3 separate regions of the Homo sapiens genome follow, and all the other regions are linked to region 1. Evidence: chromatin contacts called from ENCODE Hi-C or POLR2A ChIA-PET data. All regions are on one chromosome and are shown on one strand. The core of a region is the stretch at or near the end of the contact, and the rest is flanking DNA. Distances in the headings are between cores, read along the strand shown.

The links. A loop is a pair of places that touch in the nucleus more often than their neighbours do. ChIA-PET counts read pairs that join two places held with the same protein, here RNA polymerase II (POLR2A). Pooled maps may share reads with other maps.
Region 2: a loop to region 1 is called in a map of GM12878, with 4 times the contacts of the local background. The contact joins two enhancer-like sites. A Hi-C loop is called at or near these places in 1 of 168 maps with a recorded cell type or tissue (GM12878), 16 of 37 single-sample maps with no recorded cell type and 6 of 50 pooled maps. POLR2A ChIA-PET finds 5 or more read pairs at or near these places in 2 of 52 experiments (GM12878 and activated T-cell).
Region 3: a pooled map shows a loop between it and region 1 (2.2-fold over the local background). The contact joins the promoter of LINC03004 here to the enhancer-like site in region 1. A Hi-C loop is called at or near these places in 3 of 37 single-sample maps with no recorded cell type and 6 of 50 pooled maps. POLR2A ChIA-PET finds 5 or more read pairs at or near these places in 1 of 52 experiments (GM12878).

Annotation. Positions count from the first base shown.
Region 1 is chr6:137,100,251-137,105,376 of GRCh38, reverse strand. No RefSeq gene overlaps it. Among named protein-coding and RNA genes, the nearest start is that of IL20RA, 58 kb to the right of the region's middle. Within about 2 kb of position 2,261, at least 5 of the 41 ENCODE cell types and tissues checked have a DNase peak (open chromatin) inside an H3K27ac peak, as active enhancers do; they include GM12878, where a contact is called at or near this core.
Region 2 is chr6:137,924,868-137,929,993 of GRCh38, reverse strand. No RefSeq gene overlaps it. Among named protein-coding and RNA genes, the nearest start is that of LINC02865, 18 kb to the left of the region's middle. RefSeq lists enhancers at 2,030-2,269, 3,115-4,314. Within about 2 kb of position 2,118, at least 12 of the 41 ENCODE cell types and tissues checked have a DNase peak (open chromatin) inside an H3K27ac peak, as active enhancers do; they include GM12878, where a contact is called at or near this core.
Region 3 is chr6:137,663,187-137,668,312 of GRCh38, reverse strand. LINC03004 (long intergenic non-protein coding RNA 3004) reads right to left here and starts at 2,667. Exons shown (of 4, transcript NR_125867.1): 1 at 2,574-2,667.

The DNA.
Region 1 (5,126 bases), core at 1,012-3,511:
AACCCTGGTGAATAAGACATTCAATAAGTCACATGAGTATGATGGGCTCAGAAGGCAAACCCAAATCTGGATGTGTCTCCCCCATTGAGGACAAATCACTGCCCCCTCCAAGATGTTCACGGGCTGCTTCCTGCCATTGACTGACGGGACACTCAGGCCTGCAGCAGCCAAGTCAGCCTCAGTGAGAGGAGGCCTATTCTTCTGAGCCATGTGGGACCCCTGACCTTACTGCACAGACATTTGCTCACGAGCACATTGAGAAAATGCCAGAGTGTGAAACTGAGTAGGTCACATGTCCACAGAACAGGTCACCTTGTCCATTGATCCTTGACATCCTGCAGTTTTATTTGTGCTGTAAGGTTGGATCCAGTCTTGCTATGCTCCTCCTGCTTCATGGTTTAATGGTCCAGAGAAGACCCATTCATGATGAGAAGTATGGGCCACATGGTCACAGGGCACCCCAGGGTCAGGCTTTTAGCCTCCCTCAGAGACCACTAATAAGCCAACAGATGTTTTCCAGAATGAGACTAGTTATTTCCTGAAGAGGGTAGGATTTTAGTCCAAAACCCTGGAAGCCATGGCCGTGTGTCTACTGTCAGGGTTTGCCACCAACTTCCTGCTTGGTCTCCTCTCTAGTGTTACCTCTTCCATCTAACTTTCATATTACAGCCAGAGTGATGTTTCTAAAACTGAAATCTGGCCCTGGCTAAAATCTGATCATTAATTTGTACATCTTTAATAAGCATCAATTATGTGCCTGTTCTAGGTCTCGAGAATTCAGCAGGGACAAAGTAGAGGGCCCTTGTTTTATCCTTTGAATCTGTAAAAGAAGCTAACCTCATAATGTGACATGAGGGGCACTAGCCCTGCAATGGCGGCAAAATTTCACCATTAGACTTTCATTCTTTGAACAAAGCTGTTTATCTTATTCTAAAATGCAAATGTGCTTGAGCACAGTAAAGCTTTGTCATTCATGGTCATAAACAATTTTGGGTAAATTTATTTATATGATGAGTTCCAATATGACAACCCAAGCTTATCTAGATGAGTTTTGTGGCATCCTTGATAGGGGCTTTTATAGACAGGAAAAATTACTAAGGGGATACTGTGATTTTCTTAAATTAATACTTTATTTATTAAAATTACAAATTTAAATTCCTCATTATTCCTTGAATTTTTAAGTCCAACTCATAAACCTTATTACTTTGTTTATGAATCTGGCAACTTTTAACCATCACTTTTAAGTGGCCTTTTATACTTTAATTGAATTAGTTTAAATATTTAAAAACTTGATTTTTTTTACCCTTTTTGAATACTTCAATTGTGCAACAAAAAAGTTCAAGAACTGTAAGATATCTAAGCCTTTACCCTACCTGGAAACTAACTAATTGACTTGTCAGTGTTTCTTAGATGCTGGCAGAAGACATGAGACTCTTGGATCAGAGACAAAGGGCTTTAATACTCACAGCAATAGCTTTAACCAGAGTGTCATTCTTTTGCATCAGTCCACTTTTTGTTAGGTCTGGAATAGGACCCAAATACAATGTGATGAATAAATTTAATGTGGTACCCTAAATGGGATCCAGGTACAGAAAAGAAAAAAAAGGACATTAAGTAAAAACTAAATAAAGCATGGACTTTAGTTAACAATAATGTATCAATTAATTTAGTTCATTATTTATGACAAATGTACTATACTAATATAAGATTTTAACAATAGGGGAAACCAGGCGTGGGGTATATATATGAGAACTCTCTGTACTATCTTCATAATTATTTTGAAAATTTGAAAATATTCTTAGTTTTTTTAAGTTGAGCAAGTGAAAAATATTAGATAAAACGACAATACATATTGTACTTGAATTTAGAAACATTGTGAAAATTATAGCCAAATGACTGAAGTTTGGGAACACTGGTTTTGAGAATAACAGGGATGGCTGAACTATGCTGAACCCTTGATCCTTCCCACCAGTGTGACAGGAAGATGTGTGATTACACCACAGTACTATCTACCCACAGCTTACAATTTCAGATGGTTATTCCACAGCACTAAGTAGAAGACTCTTTCATGAACCATCCTGAGAATGGGCAGGCACTAACCACCAAAAGCAGAGCTGAAACTTCTCTGAGAGTGAGACATGTCTTTCTTTAGAGGAACTGGGGCTTCTTGGTGGCTGGGTTCTCAGGGGATTTCTTAGTGGAGAGTTACTATAAACATCTAAGCTCTGGTTTACCACAAAGGTTTGGCCCTTCAGACACCTGGTGTCTTTTAGCAGCACCCTCAGCAAACATGAGTCCTTGTCTACAGATAAGACCTCAGGCTCAGAGAATAGGGATTGGAAGCTGAGGATCACACCACTGATGGCCCATTCTCAGGAGCCCTCTACCATCTCTCTTCTCACCCTGTTCACAATCACCTAGGGATTGTAGCACTTGTCCCCCTCCCCAACTTCAACACCCAAGGTCCCAAAGTGATAGACAGAGTGCCAACATTCCTTATCTGTAAAATAGAGGATAACAGGAGAGAGATGGTCTACATCAGCAAGTCTGGAGTTTTAGCCTATGCAATAATTGTCTGGAAGGCTTGTGAAAACACAGGGAACTGGGCCCCACCTCCAGAGTTCCTTTTTCATAGAGTCAGTAATTTGCATTTCTAACAAATCCCAGGTGACACTGATGCTCTGGTTGGGAGCTGCACTTTGAGAACCACTGGTTTAAATGATCTCAGGGGCATCTTTCAACTTTCATAGTCATTAAATCCATGTGTCTCAGACTCATGTGATCATGAGACTCACCCAGAGTCTTGGTTAAATGCACAGATCAGCAGGCCCCACCCCAAACTTTCTGACTCAGAATTACAAGATGAGCAGCCCAGGTGATTCTTATGATCAGAGGAATTTGGGAATCTTTATAATACCAAAAGCCAGCGCACCATCAGTGAATACGGTCTTTGAGCAGGACATGGTGAGAAATTGAGGGCATTCAAACATGGCACACAGGCCCAGGAGAAATGAGTAAAGCTGAAGGAGGGGGTGAGAAGGGATCAACAGGGTCAAAGTTTTGCCCTGACCCTTGCCCATGGCACGCATAGCACTGCAAAAATCATCTCAACCACTGGACATGAGCCTTTGCTACTCCACTGTCCATTAGATGGGGAGGGAAGGAGGCTCAAGGGGATACAAATGGCCAAGGTGATGCTGGGTCAAAGGGCAACTTCAGAAGGTCATAAATGTAACATTCATTGAGTGTTTTGGCCTTAAATTCATTTATATGATGAGTTCTAATATGACAGCAGCCTAAGCTTGTCTATGAGTTTTATGGCATCCTTGACAGTCGCATTTGTACACAAACAGGTCAACCCACGAGCATGGTGTACTGGGAGGGCTGGAAGGGCTAGAATGGCAGTGCCCATCAAAATACAGCTCAAAGACCCCAGTCATTTTCCCAACAGAAAACAATACCCAATTAAGCTGGAAGCAAGAAAGGGCATAGTGTCTGTAGTTAAGGGGTTGCTTGCCCGTGGACTTCTGAAATCCTGTAATTCTCCCTGTAATACCCTCATTTTGACCATTTTGAAGCCTTTGGGGGAATACCATATGGTACAGGAGCTCAGGGCAATGAATGAGGTCGTGATCCCAGCCCACCCATTAGTGGCAGATCCACGTACTCTTCTGACTCGAGTGCCGGGGAATGCAAAATGGTTTTAAGGTTTTTTGGTCAGATGCCTCCTGGGTTGGACTACATACAAGAAGGTCATCTACATGTTGGAGTATACTCCCACTTTCTAATTGAAAATTCCTCAGATCCCTTTCTAGGGCTCAGGCAAAAAAAAAAAAAAAAAGGAGCTGTCCCAAAAGCCCTGAGGGAGTAATTTCCAAGTGTATTGTTTTGTTTTTCTCTGCCATTCAAAAGGAAAAAGGTATTGAGACTCCAGGCTCAGCGGGCTTAAGTGGTGTGACCAATGTCAGAGGCTATAATAGTTGCAGAATAAGGACTAAAACCTCTTCTAATCCCTAGACCAATGAGTTTCTTCCAGAGAGTGTTATTTGAAGGTAACGTCATCCATTTCGTTAAACTATTTTACCTATGAGTCCCAGAAAATGAAATTCCGTCATTAAGATATTCATTCCTTTGAGCCTTTTAACATCAGTGTCAGATGTCTCTTTTAAGATAAAAATATTTTAAGCCTCTATCAACTAATACATCAATGTGGTTAAACAAAGATGTAGCAGAAAGCTGGGCCTAATGTAGTAGTTAATGAGAGGCATGCCACCACCATAACCCCAACCTGCCTGGCAGGAAGTCGAAAGAGTAAGAGGAGAAAGAATCATGAGTAGGGAGACAGGCCTTCTCAATGGGTGTTTGGGAAGTTCCAGGGCCAGGAGGGCATTATAACTCCTGCTTCTCAATTTTGCCTATGTAGTCCCCAGAAAATACTAGTTGCTTTGAATTAAACAGAAACAGTATTATCTCAACTGAAAGCAATCTGAGGCTTTAGTTTGGCCTAAATTCTTCTCTTACAGACTTCTTTTATTTTTTTTAAGACAGAGTCTCACTCTGTCGCTCAGGCTGGAGTGCAGTGGCACAATCTCAGATTACTGCAGCCTCCATCTCCCGGGTTGAAGTGATTGTCCTGTCTCAGCCTCCTGAGTAACTAGGATTACAGGCGTGAGCCACCACGTTTGGCTAATTTTTCTATCTTTATTAGAGACGGGGTTTCACCATGTTGGCCAGGCTGGTCTTGAACTCCTGAACTCCAGTGATCCACTCACCTCGGCCTCCCAAAGTGCTGAAATTACAGACATGAGCCATGGTGCCCAGCCTCCTCTAATAGATTAAGGGGCAGAAAGAATCTTCTTATAGAGAAAGACACTATCCCGTGATGGCAACCCAAGATGCCCTATCTAAAAGAATGATTTCAAAATGACACTATCCAAAAAAGAAGGCTTAGTCAGGATAAGAATCAAGGCCTTTTCTCTTTTTTCTCTGAAAGTCAGGATTCTGGGCAGTGTCATTTTTCCCTGGTGATAACCCTCCTTTCTTTCCTGCCACGTCATGGGGCTGCTTTAAACCAGAGACCCAAGGATAAGGTTGTTAGAAAATTGGAGAGTGGCAGTGAAAGAGCA
Region 2 (5,126 bases), core at 869-3,368, 820 kb before region 1:
TAATGCTGTGTGTTAGGATGTTCATTATGTTTTACCAGTTTTCTAAAGTGGTTGTGTCAATTTACACTCCCACCAGCAATGAATGAAAATTTCATATATTCACCAACATTTCCCAAATATTTTTAAATTCCTGAAAACATTGTATTTTCTGTCATTTGTAAATCAGTGCCATTATTGCTATAGTAGTAAAATATTATTTTTTTCTTCTCTAAGGAGTCATTATGTCAATGACCTATCATTAATGCCTCTTATTCTTGCAAAGGAATATTGAGGACCCCTACATTGTGCTTTTCTCTCCCTTTAATTTGATGTAGACAAAGAGCACTTTATTGGCAGTTGGGAGACCTAAGCTTAACCATGCTATGACTTTAGTATAGGCACTTCTGTGTCTCATTTTCTTTTTTTTCTTTTTTTCTTTTTGAGATGGAGTCACAGTCTGTCGCCAGGCTGGAGCGCAGTGGTGCAATCTTGGGTCACTGCAACCTCTGCGTCCCAAGTTCAAGCAATTCTCTTGTCTCAGCCTCCCGAGTAGCTGGGACTACAGGCATGTGCCACCATGCCCAGCTAATTTTTGTATTTTTGATAGAGATGGGGTTTCACCATGTTGGCCAGGATGATCTCGATCTCTTGACCTCTTGATCTGCCTGCCTTGGCCTCCCAAAGTGCTGAGATTACAGGTGTGATCATTTTCTTAATCTGTGAAATGGGGCTAATAACATCTGCTCTGGCTATTACTCTGGGTTTTTATAATAACAAATGAAACAAAAGATGGATCAAATTAAATGACAGAAAACTAATTACACTACACCATAACAGTGTGCTAGACATACTGTTATGAAACAGTATGTTTAACATGATCCCAACTGGAGGAGTGGGGTAGGAGAGGGGCAGGGGGTGGTGGTGATGAATATTTAAAGGCATAGAAAAAAATGCTAGAAGAATATTTCCCAAAATATTGAGGTGCAATTTTGGGGAGATGATCTAGAGCAATAATTTTTTTTTCTTAATGTTCTGCAAATTTCCCCAAAATTTCTCACGTAAACGTGAATTACCTATATAATCAGAAAAAAAGTGAATGTTTAGAAGTACACTGTAGATTGAGAGGCTGCACCTTCTCCCCCTCGCTGGGTGGCCTCACTTGCACTCTGTTGCTTGATCCTTGGCTGAACAAATCAACAACACAAACTAACAACAACACAAATACATAGACTATGACAAAGTAAGGAATTATCATGATGGGCATTAATAAGCAGCGGGAGGCCTCTGTCTTTGGTTTTGTAAAATGTGATTTTGAGTATTCTGTCAGCACTTAGGGGCTTTTGAAATATTATATTGTGTCAGGGCTTAGCAGTGGAAATAAGCCAAGAAAAGGTGCCTCAAAATTGCCTGAAAGCAGATGACAGAAGCAGTTTGCTTTGCTGGGGATCCTCAGCCTCTGTCACTTTGGGGCTGCACAGTGGAGGGAGGTGGCAGGAGCATTGCTGTGGGTGGCAGAGGCCTGTCTTAATGCCAGTTTCTGCAGTGAATGCTGCAAACATCAAGAATGCAGAAGTGGCCCAGGCAGGCTCATTGGCACTCTAAACAAAGCCCGACCCAAATTGAATGTGGAAATGAACTTTGAGGAAGAGTGTAAGGATGTGGACAAGTTTGGCTTTCTTTATAAAGTGACCGCTATCTTTCCTATATTTAAAATTTACAGAAAGAAACTGCTACATTTTTCCTTCAGGCCATGGTAAAGGTTAGAAGTATGAAGTATGAAGTATATTTTCCAAAATGCAAACCTTTCTTGTTTTTCAAAGCAAATACAAGCTGTTTTATGAAGAAGTGCTGGCAAAAGTCCAGAAACTAGCACAGAACTGAAATCAAGGTTGAAAAGAAACGATTCAAAGGAAAACATCTATTTAAGTGGGAACCACACCAACACGTGGGATTTGGCTCCCACCGGAGGCAGCCCGCAGACACCAGGTGTCACGTTTAACTGATAGTGCTTGTTGCTGACCCTGTGGGTGGCAGGAAGGAAGAGGAGTGACTGTGGCATTCGGCAGAGGATGAGCTTTGTCCTATCACTGGCACAGAAGCTGAATTCTTAGATGGCTCGACCACGGGGTTGTGTGGTGAAAAGGGGGATTTCCACTTTCAAAAATAGTATGACTTCAGTTAGGCTTGAAATTGCCTTTTTGGGAAGTTTATTATATTTAGAAACCCCCATTCTCCCCACCCCCCAGTGGCTTTTAAAGTCCATCTGCAGCATGGCACAAGTCTTCAAAAGTTTATTGACTTAATTTACCCCGGGGTTTGGAATCAAGATGTTTTCTTAAAATGTCTGAAACAACCATTGCATTGACAAAAATACATTTTAATTAAAATGCTGAAAGTAGTAAAATGGCAAGGGACCTTTTTTCCTCTTCAGAGTTCTCTCTACTTTTCAAATTGCCTATTTTGTGGTTTTCACAAAGGGTATTGATATCCCAACTCTGGGCAGTGTGCTCTGCTTGCTAGCTTCTGGGAGCCACTGCCTGGAGTCAGGCAGCCACAGGAATCTCCATGTCACCTAGGATGTCAATTACACAAACTGCAAAAGTAGAATCAACTAAAAAAATTCAATAATGAGCATTTTTGTTTAAAAAGTAAACATCAATGTATTGCATTTAGAAGAAAAAAAATCCTTGTAAAATGTAGTAGTCCCGTAAGGAAAGATGAGTTTTCAAAGATGAGCTTTTCATGGAGGCTAAGATGACAGCCCGCTTCCAGTTCAGCAGGAGCCCCTTGGTATGTTTGGCCACCCAGCACAGTGCAATGTGAGAAGGCAGGCAGATTATGTATCGTGGATTTAATTTTGGATTTAGGGAGGCACATGGTCTGCCCAATTCAGTTTCCATTTTTTTCTGTCCTCCCTGAAAACAACTTTCTGTGCAACTTCAATGTGCTGTTCCTCTCAATAACTCCAGCCTGTGGCTAATTTGGACCAGGACAAGGAGAAAAGCTCTTTCTTGCTATGAGTTGCTAAAGGATTCATAGAAGCTAATTCTTCGCCTCCATTTGAAAAGTGGAAGGAAGGTAAAGAATTCCTACTGATCTCCTGTTTCCTACCTTGGAGCAGTGATGTCAAACTCTGTAATCAGTGGTAGTAGCTTTGCATCACATTACTTCAAAATATCTCCTTTACCTGATCACCATTAACTTGAAATCGCTGATTTTTTGGGTGCAATCTCTGCCCCAAGTTTCCACAGAATGTTTTATAACAAATCTTTTGGGTTTTTTTCTTCCCAACTTATTAATCATTTGCCAGCATAAGCAGTAACATGACCAGCAGACAGTCTTTTTGGGTAAACCTCTGACTACCTTTCTCTGTTGGTGGAATTTAGGAACCATGTGTAGCAATGCAACAACTGAGCCTGCCAATCTCTAATGAGAGCTTGGGACATTTCAGGCTACTCTTTGGCCTTAAATTCCTCTCCTCTCATGGAAACTTTCCTTTCATCTATCCTATCCTTTTCCAAGGCACATTCCAAGATGTTGACCAACTGATCTATTAATGAGCTTCTGGGAGTAAGTGAAAGGGAATTTAGGTGCTTATAAATGAAGTCTTACAAGCCCAACCCCTTTGTTGACTCAGAGGGCTGTAACTACAGCTGGCACGGGGGAGGGGAACTGGTCCTGGCAGGTCAGGATAAAGAGGTGTTTTGAATAATACCCCTTCCCCTAAAAGGTGGGCTTGGTTTAGTGATGGTGATCCACCCCACACACTGTACTTGGAAGCCAACCAGCAGTCTAAAGTTTGGAGGTAATTTTCTCTCCGAAGCTGGGCCCCATCCCCCTTTTCCCTCCAGCTTTACCACTTTATTCTGAGTCAGGTCCAGTTTTGTTTATGTTTTTCAGAGGGCCACCTACAAATATCAGCAAAACCCCTAGCACAAAAGAAGAGATCAATGCCTGTGTCTGGGGGTTAGGGAGGAAGTGGGCTCGAAGGGGAGGAAATTGGAGCAATTTTGGGAACAAAGCACACAGCCGGAGGCCTGAGAGGAAAACTTCGGGTGGGCAGGACACTTTGGGGGTCCCAGTCCTGTATGGAGAGGAGCTGGAGTCTGGTGGAAAGGGAGGGGAAAGGCAGAGTGGCAGAGCAGGTGATCCTGCCGCGTCATCAACAGGGAAGGCTGGCAAATCGTATCACCTTTCCAGGACTCCGTTTCCTATTCGGCAAATTGAGGGAATTAATTGCTTTGGATCAATGCTTTCTCTCTGAGGTTCCTTCATCTAGCTTTGCATTTCAGCAAGATGAATTTCAGTGGAGCTTCTAATCCAACAGAAAGCTCTTAAAGAGAAACGTCGACAGGTCCTGGAAAGTGAATACTGACGGGATTCGTGAATGGCGAGAAGAAAGAAAAGACTGAGGACTGAAACTGTGAGGAGCAATACAGAGGGGTGGGTGAGGGTGGCTCTGCTGTGCACTAGCTGTGCCACCTATGGCTGTGATAGCATCGCTCTGAAGCTTTCTCAGCTATAAAACATAAAACCGGGATAATACCAGGACCTGTTGAATTGGTACCTGTGCACATTGTGAGGTTAGCTGACAATGAATGTGAAGATCTTAGCTCAGAGCCTGGCACATTGGCGAGAAATGTTGGCTGCTGCCGTTACGCACATGAGGATGAAGTCACGGGTAAAGGAAGGAGAAGAGCACATTGAAGGCTTTTGAGGGTGCTGTGGCTTAGGGAAACTCCCACTGGAGGTACGTGATCCACAGAGAAAATGAAGCAGTCTGGTAAATCAGAAAAGACCCTGATGAAGGAAACCTATCAGAAATAGATATCCCAGGCCAGTGCTATGCCAGGTTACATTGCAGCCTGGAGCAAAAAGAAAACTCAATAATATTGACCTCAGGTTTATTTAAAATTATCATATTTTGCTCATCATGGATTTTTTTTGCATTAGTGTCTATTTTTAAAAGACACATTAAAATACTAGTTATCTTGGTTACTGAGTTTTTGGCCATCTCCTTAAATACTGTGCTCAAAAGCAAGTGCTTCACTAACCTTATCCTAGTCCTGGCCTTGTCTAAAACAAGGCTGAAGACTTGATCAGTCATCGAAGTTGATTCTATAACAAAACGATAGTAATTTGGTATA
Region 3 (5,126 bases), core at 1,418-3,917, 560 kb before region 1:
GTTTACGAATGTACATGTCATTATTTTATTATTCATTCAAATACTGCTGGCCTATCAACTGGAAGCTTTGACATGCATAATAAGAATTCAATTCCAGGGAAGCCGAGGCAGGCGGATCACAAAGTCAGGAGATGGAGACCAGCCTGGCCAACATGGTGAAACCCCGCCTCTACTAAAAATACAAAAATTAGCTGGGCATGGTGGCATGTGCCTGTAATCCCAGCTACTCAGGAGGCTGAGACAGGAGAATCACTTGAACCCGGGAGGCAGAGGTTGCAGTGAGCTGAGATCATGTCACTGCACTCTGGCCTGGCGCCATAGCAAGACTCCGTCTCAAAAAAAAAAAAAAAATTCAATTACATTGTCTTTCATATTTAGCCAACACTCAATTACATAAAAATTATAGCTTCATGCACTTATATATTTAAAATATTGTTGTAAAAGGATATATCTGTTCTAATTTAATGTTCTAATTTAATTCCAATAGGAATAGTGTCACCCAATATAAGCACAGTTACCAGGGAACCAACTCAGTGTGCCTGGGAGCATTTTCCAAAGAAAATGCTATGAATCCCCACATCCCATTGAGACTTATCTATTATACCACTTCTCACGGTGTATCAATTATTTTCTGTGTGCTGGTCTATTCCAACAGAGCACAAGCCCTTTAGGGGTAAGGACTATAACTTTTCATGTTCGTTTCTAATATCTAACTCAGACAGAGCCTTCTGCATAGAAAGTACTTAAACATTTATTAAATGAATCAATGAGTTCACAAATAGACAAAATTTCTGACAAATTCAGAGCTTCTAATACTCATATCACATATTAACATCATATATAATATTATATATTACATAATAATATTAGAGAGTTCAGTATAATTTCTTTACATCTTAATGCATCAGAAAGAGCTTTACTAAGCCATTGATACTGAAATTAAAAGCAATTCACATTCACATTCTTGCTAAATATTAATTATATTCAAACCTAAATAAGTCATAAATCAAGTGAGACGTGATGTTTTCAAACTTGAATAACCTTTTCCTAATTGAATTTTTAAATTATAAATATGGCAATGCTAAGTACAACCAATATAAACACAAAAGATCATAAAGTGAAAAATAAAAATCTCCTGCCTTCTCAGTCATATAGTCCAAGAGGCAACTACATCTAACAGTTCGGGGAGTTTCCATCCAGATAGTTTTGATGCCTTGAAAATATTTTTTTCCACATACTCACAACTACCAACAGGTAATTTTTTTTTCCATTCTTTCCTTTTCTTTTCTTTTTCTTTTTTTTGTTTTTTACCCAAACTTGAATTGTAGTATCTAGATTGTCTTGCAAATTGTTTTCATCACTTAAAAATATTTTGCTGTAAACATCTTGCTAGACAGTTTTTACAATGTTCTCTTCAGGTTATTCAGACACTGGATAGCAATAAATTTTTAGAGTTCATTTTCAACATGTAATTATAAGTACTTAAGGAAAACAGGACTATATTATTTCAGTTGAACATCTCACCAAGCTCTTCTCACATTCATTTTCTCGATAATCTCTTGAAATGATGGTTTGGTCTTGAAGTTCTTGGTTATCGAAGCTCAAGTCTCACTGTGACATCACTTGGGAAGTCCAGGCTTATCCGGCTTATCCATGAACAGAAATTGCCCTGGGGATTTCAGATCTACCTCATTTGGAAAATTCAGAAAATTATGTAGAAGTCACATCAAGAAACCTTTGATTTGAAAGTGAACTCATTTATTAACTTTTCTATACATTTTTAAAAAGGAAAGTGTGTATGTAGAAGCATCTCCTTTTTTAAAAAAAAGTGCTGGAGGGCTGAAAATATCATTTTCACTTTCATTTAGTCAGGCAAAGAGTTAACCCACAATAAACAAACTACCATGTTACCAAGTAAACATAAGATAGTCAGTTTTACTTAGAAGTTGTTTTCAATATTTTATTTTAATTCAGCTGAAGGGGAAGCTAGATATTTGGCTAGCAACCTTCACCCTAACAATAAAGAAATCAACACATCTGTTCTATATCTGGCCAGGCTCTGCGGCCCCCTCAAAATTTGACACATTATTATGCTTCTCTGGGCTTCCATTATGTCATTTCTAAAACAAATGTGTTGGATGAGATTATCTTACTGCTTTCTAAAATTACAATTCAACCAAATTGTGACTTCAACCAAAACTATAATTATTTACTAAGGATAATTTGGTCTATGTTTCCTTGTATTGAACTAATATACAGTTTTTAAAAATAATTTTTAGGGGAAATGATGAGATATGTCCCCTAATAATTTAGAAATGTGATGTGATGTCCATTACCCTCTCAGAATTAAGCTATGAAGATAATGCAAAAGGGACCAAGACAAAAAGATGAAAAGTTTGACTGAAAATATTAGCACATGTAAAGGAGGGATGTATCAAAAGAAAGTTTTTGCCACCTCCGTCTTCCCCATCTCACCACCAGGGAAAATAGGGAAGGGTTTAAGGAATAAGGGAGGCACAGGAGAGACGGAAGGGTCAAGGTCAATGGGAGGTGAGTGTGGCTGCCATCCTCACCTGGTGCTCTCCACTGCTGGAGACAACAATGATCTTGGTCGTACGGACTGCTCACATGCTCAGCCAGCTAACTGAGAGAGCCATTTGCCATCCCCTGAGAAAGTAAACATTCCTCCAGTCATCCATCAGTTTAGAATAACAGACATGATTATAAAGCCAGCAACAATATTTATGGGAAACAATGTTTCTCCTAAGGACCACAGCTATAAAGTGTCACGCAACCTTCCTTCTTCTTTGAAGGATTACTGCCTTCTTACTCATGAAGAAACAAGTTTATCTAACATCATAGACTATCAAAATGTCACATTTGAAATAGTATCATTAAGGATGAAATATTCCATTCTTGCCCGGAGGATCTCAGTCACCTTGACCCAGTGAAGCAGCCTCCATTTCCAAGCCAGTTATAGAGCTTCAGATAAGGGGTGTCTAGACACAATATTCAACATCAATCTTAACTTAGTAGTTTTTAAGGAAACAGGGCCTGAAGTCCATGTCATGGTCCAGACTTGATATTGATCCTCTACTCAAAGTCTTGTTTTGTTTTGAGCCTATCAAAGCACTGCTTCATTTAATGTTCACCTTAATTCCACCCTTCCTTCAAATTCTATAATAACTCAGCTTTTTCCTTGTTTGGAAATGGTTCTATAAACTTAATTTTTCAGACTTCAGGTCTGTTCCTTTTGGTTCTAGGCTGATGGGCTAGGACATCTTGTAGATCTACCATAGTAGAGAATGCTCTGTGTGATTGTCATGTTTCTCATTATAAGTTAATTCTTTTAACTTTTAAAAAATGTTGATTCTTGCTTATAGTAGGTCTGCCCCCAAGAGATAGACACCCTATTGGGAAACAAGAAAATCATTTAATTTTAAGCCCATCAGGTGTCAAAACACTATATCTTTAAATAAGTAATGAATGAGCACTTGGTAGGCTTTAGAAGACAGCCCCAGAGACCACCTTGTGTGGACAAGTATATATTCCTCTAACTTCTACACCTTCCAGAATGATAGGAACACTAAATACTGATAATATTGTGGCTCACTGAGCTGCAGAAATTTGGCAGAACTTTTGTCTGTGGAAATGATAAAATTGACACGAAAATTTGGAGGGAGAAAAGTGCTTCATGATTTGGAGATCAATTTATAAAAAAAAGTTTTTAAACAGAAAAAGAAATTCACAAAGTATCCTCTCTAGGGTTTCTCTAAACACAGAAATTCCATTGAGTACGTTTTTCCACACTGGCCTTTGTTCGGTGCTTTGTTTCTGTGGAGAGGCTGCAGGAACTGCTGTGGGGCTGAAATGGGTCCTGACTTCAAACTGAACAGCGTATTCAAGATTTTGTTTGAATATGACTCGCTACCAAAAAAGAAAGTTTGGAAATCACTGACGTAGCACTGTTTTTATATCATCTATTACATAAGCAGGACACACTGATTTTAGAATCACAGTAACCATCAATGTTCCCAATTGCCCATGTGGGGAAAAAATGTCATTCTCAAGAACTTTGGCTTTGAATGGGTGGTTGGGAGCCCACTGGGACTAGAGCTTAGTTCCAACCTTTCTGATTTACTTAAATTGTCCTGTAAGAAGATATCATGATGAAATTTAGTTTCTATCCAACAGACGGCAGTGGTAAAACTGTTAGCTTGGAAGGGATGTCGCCCTGAAGGACTGAGTACTGAGGATGGGCATGGTAAGTTTGGAAGCAGGAAATGAGCATAAATGTCATTTGGCTCTTTCTTTTTGCCTAGAACCAAATAGCCACATTGTTTTGTTCAGTACCCAGAGGTTCAATACCACTCTTTTCTTGCTTTTCACTCATCAGCTTAGCCACCCACCTATACTGCCTTCTTTTTATACTGGAAATAGGAGTTTTCTCTTTGAGATCCAGGTTAACCGCTGCCCAGAAGGCCCCAAGACTCTGATGAGCAATGCACCCTCGATGTGACTGCTCTCTCCCGGGCTTTGGGATGCATGTAAGGTTCTCTGGAAGACAGGATGGGAACTGTGCTGGCCCTTGCACATCACTATTTACAACTTTAGGCTTCAGTTCAGTCATGAAAGAAGCATTAAATTTGCAAATGGTAGTAAGCTCTGCCTAATGAAAGATGGCATCAATTAAACAACATTGTGTGTGTTTAACCTATAAAATCTCTTAGAACACAAAAACAAAGATCACAATAAAAACTTCTAACATTAATATCATGCATAAATATTTACTATTTAATATAACAAAGATATTTCCTTAAAAAGCCCTAAGGAATTTTGAAATTAGGCATCACATGCTCATTTTTCTATACATTACAATTTTTTTTTAATAGTAGAATGAATGATGGCTGTGAAGAGGCAACTCAGTTGGGATTCCCAAATCCCCAGATTCCACGCCTGGCTCTGCTGTCAATGAGGGTGTGTTTCTTATTCTTACTGAGTCAGTTTCCCTCCAACTTGAAAAATTTAAGAGTCTATAATTACTGATTCTCATGTCTTAAGTGTGGACTAAGTAGCTTAATCCAACACAGATAGTTGGAACTTCACATTAATGTTACTTTAGAGTA